4 separate regions of the Homo sapiens genome follow, and all the other regions are linked to region 4. A link is a contact called in ENCODE Hi-C or POLR2A ChIA-PET data. All regions are on one chromosome and are shown on one strand. The core of a region is the stretch at or near the end of the contact, and the rest is flanking DNA. Distances in the headings are between cores, read along the strand shown.

What was found. A loop is a pair of places that touch in the nucleus more often than their neighbours do. ChIA-PET counts read pairs that join two places held with the same protein, here RNA polymerase II (POLR2A). Pooled maps may share reads with other maps.
Region 1: a pooled map shows a loop between it and region 4 (6-fold over the local background). The contact joins two enhancer-like sites. A Hi-C loop is called at or near these places in 1 of 37 single-sample maps with no recorded cell type and 3 of 50 pooled maps. POLR2A ChIA-PET finds 5 or more read pairs at or near these places in 1 of 52 experiments (GM10248).
Region 2: a loop to region 4 is called in a map with no recorded cell type, with 12 times the contacts of the local background. The contact joins the promoter of RNASE6 here to the enhancer-like site in region 4. A Hi-C loop is called at or near these places in 2 of 37 single-sample maps with no recorded cell type and 6 of 50 pooled maps.
Region 3: a map with no recorded cell type shows a loop between it and region 4 (6-fold over the local background). The contact joins the promoter of TMEM253 here to the enhancer-like site in region 4. A Hi-C loop is called at or near these places in 2 of 37 single-sample maps with no recorded cell type and 5 of 50 pooled maps.

The regions. Positions count from the first base shown.
Region 1 is chr14:20,490,415-20,493,114 of GRCh38, forward strand. No RefSeq gene overlaps it. Among named protein-coding and RNA genes, the nearest start is that of RNASE10, 14 kb to the right of the region's middle. RefSeq lists an enhancer at 1,257-1,356. Within about 2 kb of position 1,342, at least 2 of the 41 ENCODE cell types and tissues checked have a DNase peak (open chromatin) inside an H3K27ac peak, as active enhancers do.
Region 2 is chr14:20,779,860-20,782,559 of GRCh38, forward strand. It overlaps RNASE6 (ribonuclease A family member 6), which reads left to right and starts at 1,409. Exons shown (of 2, transcript NM_005615.5): 1 at 1,409-1,479; 2 at 1,836-2,608. The coding sequence starts at 1,841. The coding sequence ends at 2,293. All of the region lies in intron 1 of LOC107984671 (a long non-coding RNA gene), which reads right to left. RefSeq lists an enhancer at 2,484-2,553.
Region 3 is chr14:21,099,616-21,102,315 of GRCh38, forward strand. It overlaps TMEM253 (transmembrane protein 253), which reads left to right and starts at 1,451. Exons shown (of 7, transcript NM_001395467.1): 1 at 1,451-1,569; 2 at 1,693-1,836; 3 at 2,250-2,360; 4 at 2,449-2,505. The coding sequence starts at 1,729. It also overlaps a transcript of ZNF219 not described here.
Region 4 is chr14:24,672,340-24,675,039 of GRCh38, forward strand. No RefSeq gene overlaps it. Among named protein-coding and RNA genes, the nearest start is that of GZMB, 40 kb to the left of the region's middle. RefSeq lists enhancers at 702-751, 991-2,190, 1,082-1,131, 2,452-2,501. Within about 2 kb of position 1,337, at least 9 of the 41 ENCODE cell types and tissues checked have a DNase peak (open chromatin) inside an H3K27ac peak, as active enhancers do.

The DNA.
Region 1 (2,700 bases), core at 92-2,591, 4.2 Mb before region 4:
TTACATAATAGCATTGCCATTATGAAGATCTTACCTATGAAGATCCACATTAATTCATAAGATCTGCATGTGTGTTACTTATCAGTACGTCTTATAATGGATTCTGAATGCTTTCCCTTTTCTTATTTCTCTAGCTGTCATCTTTGAAGGTAAAACCTCGACTGCATATCTGGCCAGCCAGGCCAGGCCAAAGTACCTGTATACTGGGTGAGGGGATAAGAAAGACTCTCTCAAAGAGCACAGGAACCTGGAAGCCTGTCAGAGGTCACCTCTCACGGAAGCCCAGGACGCTTCCTTCCTGCTGAGCTAATCTTAACTGCTGACCTCCACGCATTGCTCAGGGCTCCCTCCCTCCCTTCTTCCCTATTTCCTTCCTTCCCTTTCCTCTCCTTTCCTGTCTCTTTCACCAAACCTTAACGGACAACTCTTCTGTGCTAACTTCTGTGCCAGTGTATTAGTCCGTTTTCATGTTGCTGATAAAGACATATCAGAGACTGGGAAGAAAAGGTGGTTTAATTTGACTTACAGTTCCACATGGCTGGGGAGGTCTCACAATCATGGCAGAGGGTGAAAGGCACTTCTTACTTGGAGGAGGCAAGAGGGAATGAGGAAGATGCAAAAGTGGAAACCCCTGATAAAACCATCAGATCTCGTGAGACTTATTCACTACCACGACCAAACCATATCAGCCAGTATCTGCCATCCCAAGTGAACTTAGTCTGTGAACTCAAAATAGTGCTGGCCAGGCATGGTGGCTCACGTCTGTAATCCCAGCGCTTTGGGCGGCCAAGGCGGGGGGATCATGAGGTCAGGAGATCGAGACCATCCTGGCTGACATGGCGAAACCCTGTCTCCACTAAAATACAAAAAAATTAGCAGGGCATGGTGGCACATGCCTGTAGTCCCAGCTACTAAGGAGGTTGAGGCAGAAGAATGGAAGAATGGCTTGAACCCAAGAGGCAGAGGTTGCAGTGAGCCGAGATCGCGCCACTGCCCTCCATCCTGGCAACAGAGTGAGACTCTGTCTCAAAAAAAAAAAAAAAAGTTCAGAAAAGGCAGAGTTTCTTCTGGCGAGTCATTCCTTTCTTTGGCTCTGTGACCCGCCCTTTAGGAGCATCGTGCAGATGGACTGGCTTGTCCACCTGGTGGCCCTATCAGGGTATATGGGCTTGGCATGGAAAAAGCCTCTGCTCCTTGGATCACTAATATTACCTTGATCATCATCATTACCTGACCAGAGTACTAGACACAGTTTCATGAAGAGAAAGCAAACCCTTTCATCCTGAAATTTTAACTTAGTTGCTCCTCCCATGGGGTGATTCTTGGTGCAGGGGAGATATCTATTTGCAAATTGAGGGGCATTTGTGTCTACCTTCTTGACTTAGGTGGTTTCTGTTTTGTTTCTCGTTATGGTTGTTGGCTGTCCTTTCAAGATTATTTCTACGCGTCAAAAAGTCTGTGAGCTAATTTTAACATGTCAGGCATCTTACTGGAAACCACACATTTACTCCGAATAAAGCTACAACATGCTAACTAAAACTAAGTTTGTTTGAACTATTCAAACCATTGTGGTCATCTCATTCTTACTAAAAACCTTTTCTGGTAAGTTTCATTTATTTATTTATTTTTATTAGTACAAATGGGAAAATAAAGTGGTGATTCATAGGTATAAATATTATATGGCAAAATTTCTTCAACACTTGAAATTATTAGTACCACCTGAGAATTACATCAGGTCAAATCAGCATTTGGTAAATAGTAGTCACCATTTGTAGAATTAAACCATCCAAACTTCTAATCTATCACCTAGGGCTAAGGACTCACACACTTCAGCTCTGGGGACCAAAATGCTGGCTTCAGGAAGCATAATGATTTTAGCCTCGATACAGTGATGGCATAATCAATCAAGTTGTATCCTGCCTCTTTTCTCTCACCTAAATTTGATTTGTGTGATTATTTATTGCAGACAGTTTTGCAAGCTGACTTTAATCCTATCTTGGAATGAGGTGGAGTATAAAAGAATACAAATCAACAAACATGCTAATGTATTTTAAGAAGGAGATAGGAGAGTTTGGAAATTGGAAAGGGAAATTCTAAATTTTGAGAATTGCTTTCTACTAAACCATCATTGTCCAGGAGTAACACACTAGCTCACTTCTTAATTTCAAGTCAGAAACATTTTCCCAAGCTTATCCTGGCCCGAAGGAACTGTGACGCTGCTGACCACTGATGCTCACCAAGCAATCATCTCTTTGAGGTTTGGTCTCCCACTTGAGTCAGGGAGAGAATGTATGGGGCAGGTTTATTTTCACTGCACATATTTTTCAATGTAGATCTTGTTCATAGTTTTAACTGGGGATTGGTTGGTGTGAGTAACTCGCATGAAACTGAAAAATGCGCTGGACACAGTGGTTCATGCCTGTAATCCCAGCACTTTGGGAGGCTGAGGCAGGCAGATCACCTGAGGTCAGGAGTTCAAGATGACCCTGGCCAAAATGGTGAAACCCCATGTCTACTAAAAATACAAAAATTAGCCAGGTGTGGTGGCGGGTGCCTGTAATCCCAGCTACTTGGGAGGCTGAGGCAGGAGAAGCTTGAACTCGGGAGGTGGTGGTTGCAGTGAGCCGAGATCACGCCACTGCACTCCAGCCTGGGCGACAAGAGTGAGACTCCATCTCAAAAAAAAAGAAACTGAAAAAC
Region 2 (2,700 bases), core at 159-2,658, 3.9 Mb before region 4:
TTTTTACATAATGTATTAGATTTACACCTAAGTATTTCACTTTCTTTGGTGCAATATAAATGGTATTGTGTTTTAAATATCAAATTGCAATTGTTCATTGCTGGTATATAAGAAAGCAACTGACTTTTGTATATTAACCTTGTATCCTGCAACCTTGCTATAAACAGACATTATGTTTATTCTGCAGACATTTGGAGCCATAAAAGCATGGGGCAAGAGTGTTGTACTATTATATCTTGTTCAAAAAAAGACTAATCTGGAAGTAATATGTAGAATGGATTGGAAGGAGAAAAAAACAAGGCAAGGAGTCCATGTGGGAGGCTTTTATGTGAGCCCTCCATAAGACAATGAGTTTCTGAATAAGGGTGTTGCAGTACCAGTGAAAAGGTAAGAACAGATTCAAGAGGCAAATATCCTAAATTCGGCCTTCTTCTTCAGGCTTACAGGTCTTTTCATACACAATTCTGTCTTTGGGAGGCGCTTAACACTCTCTTCACCTAACTTCTAATTATTCCTCAAAATTCAGTTCAGGTGTTGTGCCCTCCAACAATCCTTCCCCTCTACTATCTTCCCGTAGCCTCCTGCAGTGTCCTCCATCACACTGTAAGTGCTATTTATATTAATATAATCTACTTGTCTATATACTTACCTGCCTGTCTCTAATCTCTTTCATTAAATCATGAGCTCCTGGCAGATCACGAGGTCAGGAGATAGAGACCATCCTGGCTAACACAGTGAAACCCCGTCTCTACTAAAAATACAAAAAAATTAGCTGGGCGTGATGGCAGGCACCTGTAGTCCCAGCTACTCGGGAGGCTGAGGCAGGAGAATGGCATGAACCCAGGAGGTGGAGCTTGCAGTGAGCAAAGATCGCACCACTGCACTCCAGCCTGGGCGACAGAGCAAGACTCCGTCTCAAAAAAAAAAAAAAAAAAAACTCATGAGCTCCTGAATTTGTGTAGCCTAGTACCTGGCCCAATAAGTATATGCATAAATGAATAATGTATTCACTTCTGTTGTAGGAACTTACAACATTACCAAGTATGTGGCAGGCATTATATCATATTTATGTGACATATTTTCTCTTAAGAAACAGGAATCATAAAGCTTCAAAAAAAAACACTGAAGCCTCAGATGAGGCAGGAAGCACTCATTCCATATCAGGAAGTGATCAGTTCCTCAAAACTGTGAGTTTTCAGTCATGTTGTTTCTTTAAGTTGGTTTAGCCTTCCTGTATACATGTGATAATGATACTGTTTTAAAGAACAGGTGTGAAAGTCTAAGAGTTTAATCCAGACTCTGCACAAGAAGTTAATCTGCCAAACCCTAGGATTCTCCTTCTGAAAGCTCAGAATATTTCTTCCCCTTCCCTATACACACAGGGCTCGAAGGGTTAGAGAAGAAAGGCAGACAACAGCTTCTGAGCTTTGGACTAATCACAGCCTCTGTTCTCAGCAGGAGCCCCAACACTGAGACCAGGTAAGAAAGAAAGCCTCAGGGCTGGAGCGAGTAGAGCAGTAAAGACGGCTGGGAGGTAGTGGTCAGATAGAGGGTAAATATTTCAGGAGGGAAGAGGGAAGAAACTTTCTGATATGACAGCCATCAAATGCATGAGTACTTGTGAAAGAAAATGGGATATGCCAATCAAAGGAGAGGTCATATTTCTGTTTCCTGGGCTTCAGGTTCTTCATAGAATTGTGAGACTATGTGAGAAAGAAGATTTTAAAGGGAGCTGTAAAATCTTAAAAGGCAAAATAAAAATCTAAATAGTTATGATTAAAAATTTTGCTCTTATTGCTTCTCCTACTATAACTATCTTCTCTCTTTCTACACAGAAAAGATGGTGCTATGCTTTCCTCTTCTTTTACTGCTGCTGGTTCTATGGGGACCAGTGTGTCCACTTCATGCTTGGCCTAAGCGTCTCACCAAGGCTCACTGGTTTGAAATTCAGCATATACAGCCAAGTCCTCTCCAATGCAACAGGGCAATGAGTGGCATCAACAATTATACCCAGCACTGTAAGCATCAAAATACCTTTCTGCATGACTCTTTCCAGAATGTGGCTGCTGTCTGTGATTTGCTCAGCATTGTCTGCAAAAATCGTCGGCACAACTGCCACCAGAGCTCAAAGCCTGTCAACATGACTGACTGCAGACTCACTTCAGGAAAGTATCCCCAGTGCCGCTATAGTGCTGCTGCCCAGTACAAATTCTTCATTGTTGCCTGTGACCCCCCTCAGAAGAGCGATCCCCCCTACAAGTTGGTTCCTGTACACTTAGATAGTATTCTCTAAGGCATCCACTGCATTTCCTTTCATTTGACATAGCTTCTGTTACAATTGCATCCATGTTTTCTTTTCTTTTGTTGATTTTCTTGTTCCCGTAGAAGAAAGAAGAAAGGTGTTTGGAGAATTCGAGTGCCTAGGATGCCAGACCAGAGTTGAGACAAAAAGAAATAAGATTATTTTCTGCTTTGTAGTTCTGTACTTTTCGAGAGAAGGGAATAGGGAAGACAGCAAAGAAAGATTCAGATTTCTAACCCTGCAACTTTTGCCAAGCTTTATTGCCCTGTGTTCACAGCAATAAAACCACTTCCTGCTGCATTCTAATGAGTGTGTGTTTGAGATCCGCTTTCAAAGCATTGTTGACCGGTACTCAGAGGAACACTGTTTTGACTTTAAGTCCCTAGAAAACTTTTGAG
Region 3 (2,700 bases), core at 201-2,700, 3.6 Mb before region 4:
TCTGGCGCAGTCTCCTCTTATCGTCAACAACAAGAAATAATAATAGTGATGATGATCATAGCCACTAACATTGAGCACTTGTGTACCAGGTACTGGGCTAAGCTCTCTTCCATGCTGAAAGCAACCCCTTGAGACTGGTATTATTAACTTCCTTTTATAGATAAGGGAACAGAGAGATTAAGCAACTTGCCAAGGGCACCTAGGTAGATCTGGGATTTGTTTTGATCTATAGAGTATATTTGGGCCCAGCTGGTTCTGCTTCCGACTGTAGAAATGTGTCCCCAGCTTCCTTCTGAATAACACTTTTAGTGTATGGGCATCAGACTTATCGGTGTGACCTCATCAGCACCACTAATAGTTATTAAACACCCACCCTGAATCAACAACTCTTCACAGTCATATTGTTAGCCCCCTTTTATCAGTGAATAAACTGAGGTGCGAATAGGTAGAAAAACATATCTATCAGGACAGACACAGTGGCCCACACCTGTAATCCCAGCAGTTTGGGAGGCCAAGCAGGGAGGATGGCTTGAGCCCAGGAGTTTGAGACCAGCTTAGGCAACATTGTGAGACGACCCTGTCTCTACAAAAAATTTAAAAATTAGCCAGGCATGGTGGCATGTGCCTGTGATCCCAGCTACTTGGGAGACTGAGGCAGGATGATTATTTGTGCCCAGAAGGTGTTGGCTACAGTGAGCCATGATCATGCCACTGCACTCCAGCCTGGGTGACAGTGAGCCCCTGTCTCAATAATATAATAATAATAATAATAATAATGTATCCAAGATCACACAGATGGAGAAGCAGCAGAGCTAAGATTCCAGCTCAGGTCTGTCTGGCTATGAGGCACCTTCTCTCTCAAAAATATTAATTGTTGCAATAGCATCCTTCCCAAGACTCACTATTTGAGGACCATGAGATAGATAGATAGATAGATAGATAATGTCCAGTTGCAGGTTATCATTGAATCAAAAACAATCCCCACCATAAACAGGGTCCCCCCCATCCATTGAGTCAGTGTTCAGTTCAGAGTAAAACCTTCAAGAAAGAAGGAAGGGAGACTGTCCAGAAAGTGAGAGGCAAGAAAGCCCCTGGAATTCAACCTTACCTGGTCTGGGGGCAAAGCTGCAAGTAGTAATGACAGGGGACCAATCCAGACAGAAAGTAGGATCTCTAGGGAAGGGCACATAATTTGAGGAGGAAGCCAAAGAAAGGAGTAAGATCATATGGAAATGAGGGGGAATTGAGGTCCAGAGTGATAGTGTCCATGGGGATGAGGTAAGTGAAACCAGAAAAGGAACCCAGGATGGGCAGAAATGAGGGTAATGAGAAATGGGAACAGAGTGAGGTCGGGCTAGACATCTTGTGGAGTGAACTGAGGCCGGTATCTACCCAGGGCCACTCCCTAGATCCTTAGGCCTTCATAGAAACCTTTGCCCCACCACACCCCATCCCTGACAGCCTTCCTCTGCCAGGACAAGTTTGTCGTCTGCTCTGAGCTATCAAGCCCCTTAGGAGACCTAGGACCCAGCTGGGTCCCATCCCTTTGGAGTAGCTGCTTCAGACTAGGTAGGTGTGAGGACCTGGACCTCAAATCCCTGGATATTGGGAGTGGGCAGAGGTGTAGCTGAAAGATACGTTGTTGCATGTCCTGTCTCCTAATAGACAGAACCTATAACGCATTTTTCCCAGCCTAGGAAGCACCTAATTCTTGTGGGCAAAGGAGCCATGGAAGATAGAGCTGGTGAGCAAGAGCAGGAGAGACACAGCCTTCGTCTGGAAAAGCTACAACACTGGGCAAGGCACAGGCAGAGTGGGCACCTCTTGGTGCTAGCGGTGAGGCCAGGCTACCCCATCCCAGGTCTCAGCATGTCCACTTCTACCCAATTCAATTCCATCCATCCATCCATCCATGTTAAGTGAGCACCTACCATGTGCCAGAAACTGAGCTAGGTTCTGAATGGGAGGAGGGTAGAGGAAAACATAGAAATAAACAAGGCAAGACCCTTAATCTCCCAAGTAGCTTCCATCTTGTGGGGGAAAACATACAGGTAAGTAACTAAACTACAATATGAGGCAGAAAAAATTAAATGATACTTAATTTTTAATGATCACGTCCTTGCTCTGGGTTGACTGCTTTCCTCCACCCTGCATTCAATCCCATTTCCTGATCTCTAAAGAGGTAGGAGTTACGAGAAGGGAGGGAATCCCTGACAGTTCCTCCCCAATTACCCTACCCTTACCCCCAGGTGAGCCAGCTATGGCTGGCAGTGGTTGTGGTGCCCCTTGCTGTCTCAGTCGCCTGCCTGAACTCTGATTGTCACATGGCCACAGCGCTGCCTCTTGGGCCTGGAGCCTCAGTAAGACCCACCACAAGGGAGGGTGGAAGGTCCCAGGGCCCCTTCCTAACGGGACCAGAGCTCAACACTTGCCCTTCTCACCATTCAGGGTCTCCTCACTGGGACTGTCACTCTGGAGCTTCGCAGAGCACCCCGCCTTTGGAAGGTGAGAGGGAAGAAAACGCAGCACTGTCCTCCCACTCCCTAAAACAGACACCTACAACCCTCAGCCTAGGAAGTAAGTGGCTAAGTGTTGACTCATTCTCTCAGCTGTCACCACTGACTGGCCTCAATCACTGAGGAGGAAAGCAAAAAAGTTAAGAGGGCTTATGGCCCTGTTTGGAGGCTGAGAAGCAGAAGC
Region 4 (2,700 bases), core at 87-2,586:
CATGTCATTTACCTCTTATCCTTTTTTAAAAAGCAAAACAAAACAACTTTTATTGTTTTCTTTAAACACACATAAACTAAATGTTTATTTTGGAAATTTACAAATTGGACTCAACACGTAAAAAAGTAAAAAGAGTAAAATAAAAATCTTCTATAAACACACCACTAACCATGGTTAGTATTTTGGCATTATTTTTTCAGTCTTTACCTATATACCTATATATCATCTCTCTAGTCACACTACTTTTTAAAAATGAGATTATATTATACATTCTTTTTTCATAACATACTATTTTCATCTAACAATATATCATGATCATTTTACCTCATAATTAACTATGCTGCCATGGTTGTAAATTTTTAAACTTTGATTTGCATTATCACTGGAGTTACCTATTAAAATAAAGATTCCAAGTCTACTCCCAGTGCTTCTGACTCCGTCATTGGGATCCACATCCAGAAATCTGTATTTTTTACAGGCTTCTGAGCGATTCTAATATGGGCCATCTTGGGCTCTTTGAGATTACTTCCACACTACTAATTTCAACTATTGCTGAATTTTTCATTGTGTGGATACAGCACTATTTATTCAACCAGTTACTTATTTGGGGTCATTTAGATTATTGGTATTTTTCATTATTTTATTCATCTGCTGAAAAAATCCTTATTCCTACAACTTTGCTGTCATCCATGACTGAGCATTTGTTGCTTATACCCAAACTGTGTGGTATGTTACAGTGATGGGGCTTGGTGAGTGCTCTTCTCATCATTGAATGGGGATTGAGATGCAGATGCTGGAGAAAGCCTCTCAAAAAGCCACATCAGGCCCTGAAATGTGATTGAGAGGACTTAGGGTTTCACAGGAGAAGTGGAAAGGGGAAGCAGCTCAGTGTGTGAGGAAGTGAGATTCAAATTCCGTGTGCTTGAACCTGGAAGCCAAAAGAGCTTATACACCTGGGGCCCAGCCAGCAGTCGCTTATTTCTCTAGAAACTAAGAGAGGGACTAAAATACTCCCTTTTGTTGAAAATTTCAAAGTGGGGGCATCAGCCTTGGGTCAAAAAGAAGGAATAATGGGAGGAGAGAGAGCAGAATGAGACAGCACAGCTTTCTGTCCCAGCACAGCTCATGAAAGAGAGGCCATGCAAAATGAAAGCATTCTTTGCACTAAAAATTTCTGAGAGACACCAAGGCACAAATAGAGTTGCTTTGGTGTTGAAATGTCAAAAGAGGTGTAGCCACCATTTAGGGATGTGACACATTGAGGTTTGGATGCTTTAAAGAACTTCAAAGAAAACGCAGCATCTTTTTGGGTCTTGATGGCCGGTGCCCTTTCAAAGAACATTAGAGAAGATGATGGCTCAGTGGTGTCACCACAGATAGTGCTGAAGTGCTTTGATGTAGCTTTGCGGGCTGTATCAGTCTCAGCAGGAAGAAGGATGAGTCAATGTCGAAGAAAGGAAAACCTAGTTCCGGGGACTGGCCAAGGACTTGCGTGTGAGAACTTGCGATGCATCTCCTTTGAGGGACTTTCAGGAATTATGTGGAAGGAGGGAAAAGGTGAGGATGTGAGTAGTGTACCTGGAATCCCAAAATTCTACATTAGGAATGGAGACAAAAGGCAGAAAAATTCAGGTCACTCATGGACCAGAGCTACAAGGGAAGTGCCCACCTAAGAAGTTGTAGAGGGCGGTGTGTGCTGGAAAGGATTGCTCATGTCCATGTGGGGTGTGTGATTACAGGAGTGGGTGAGGGAAAGGGTATCCTCTGAATCATTTATCAGAAGCCCCTCAGGGGCGACCAGAACCCCTAGGTTATTTCTTAGCAAACTCAGCCTCTTTTCTCATTTTGAGGTGGGTGAGGAAAACTAATTTTCCTCTCCGCCCCCATTTCTCCTGCTCCCCACCCTAAGCTCACTGAGAGTGAATGTTTGCCCCTGAAATAGAATCAGTTCTAAGAAAACTCCCTCGACATCCTGCTCCATGTCAAAATAAAATATGACTGTGGGTGGGGGAATGGAAAGAGGGGTGGTCGGGGGCTGAGGTCATTGCTGAGGATGGGCTGTCCTTGTGCAAAAGGAGCTTATGGAGTGGCCCCATGGAAGAAGCAGGTACATGCTGTAAGTAAAGCACAAAATCTCTAGGTGTCTGGGTTGGTCCCAGCAAAAGCCTAAGAGTGCCCAGAACCGGATGTAGCAGCTTCCTGTTTGCTATTTCACACAACTCTGCAAAGAGCAACAAGGTTTTTCAGCCATATCCAGATTACACTTGTCTACTTGAATTTATTAATTAATCTGGGGAGAATTACCATTTTTAAAACTTTGTGTGTTCCCATCTGTAACATTCAGCAATATTTTTGATTCAAGTGAGAGAAACCTGACATAGCAGTGCAAACAGTAACGGTTTCTGTTTCTTATATGACAACCAGTCTGGAGATGAGCAGTCCAGGGCTGCTGAAGTGACTGTGTAATGTTTCTCATCAGTGTCTTGGACTTCTGTATGTATATGTTGATATTCCCCCTTATGCTTATTGCTTCCTTGCCACAAGATGGTTGCAGCTACTCCAGGCATCAAGTCAGATTTGTATCAGGAACAAGGAAGAAGAAAGAGGGTTGATGCCTCACCCAAAAAGCAAAAGAAAAAATAAAATAACAATAAAATAGAAATGATCTCAGACTTTTGTTTACCTTTTATTGGTCAGAAC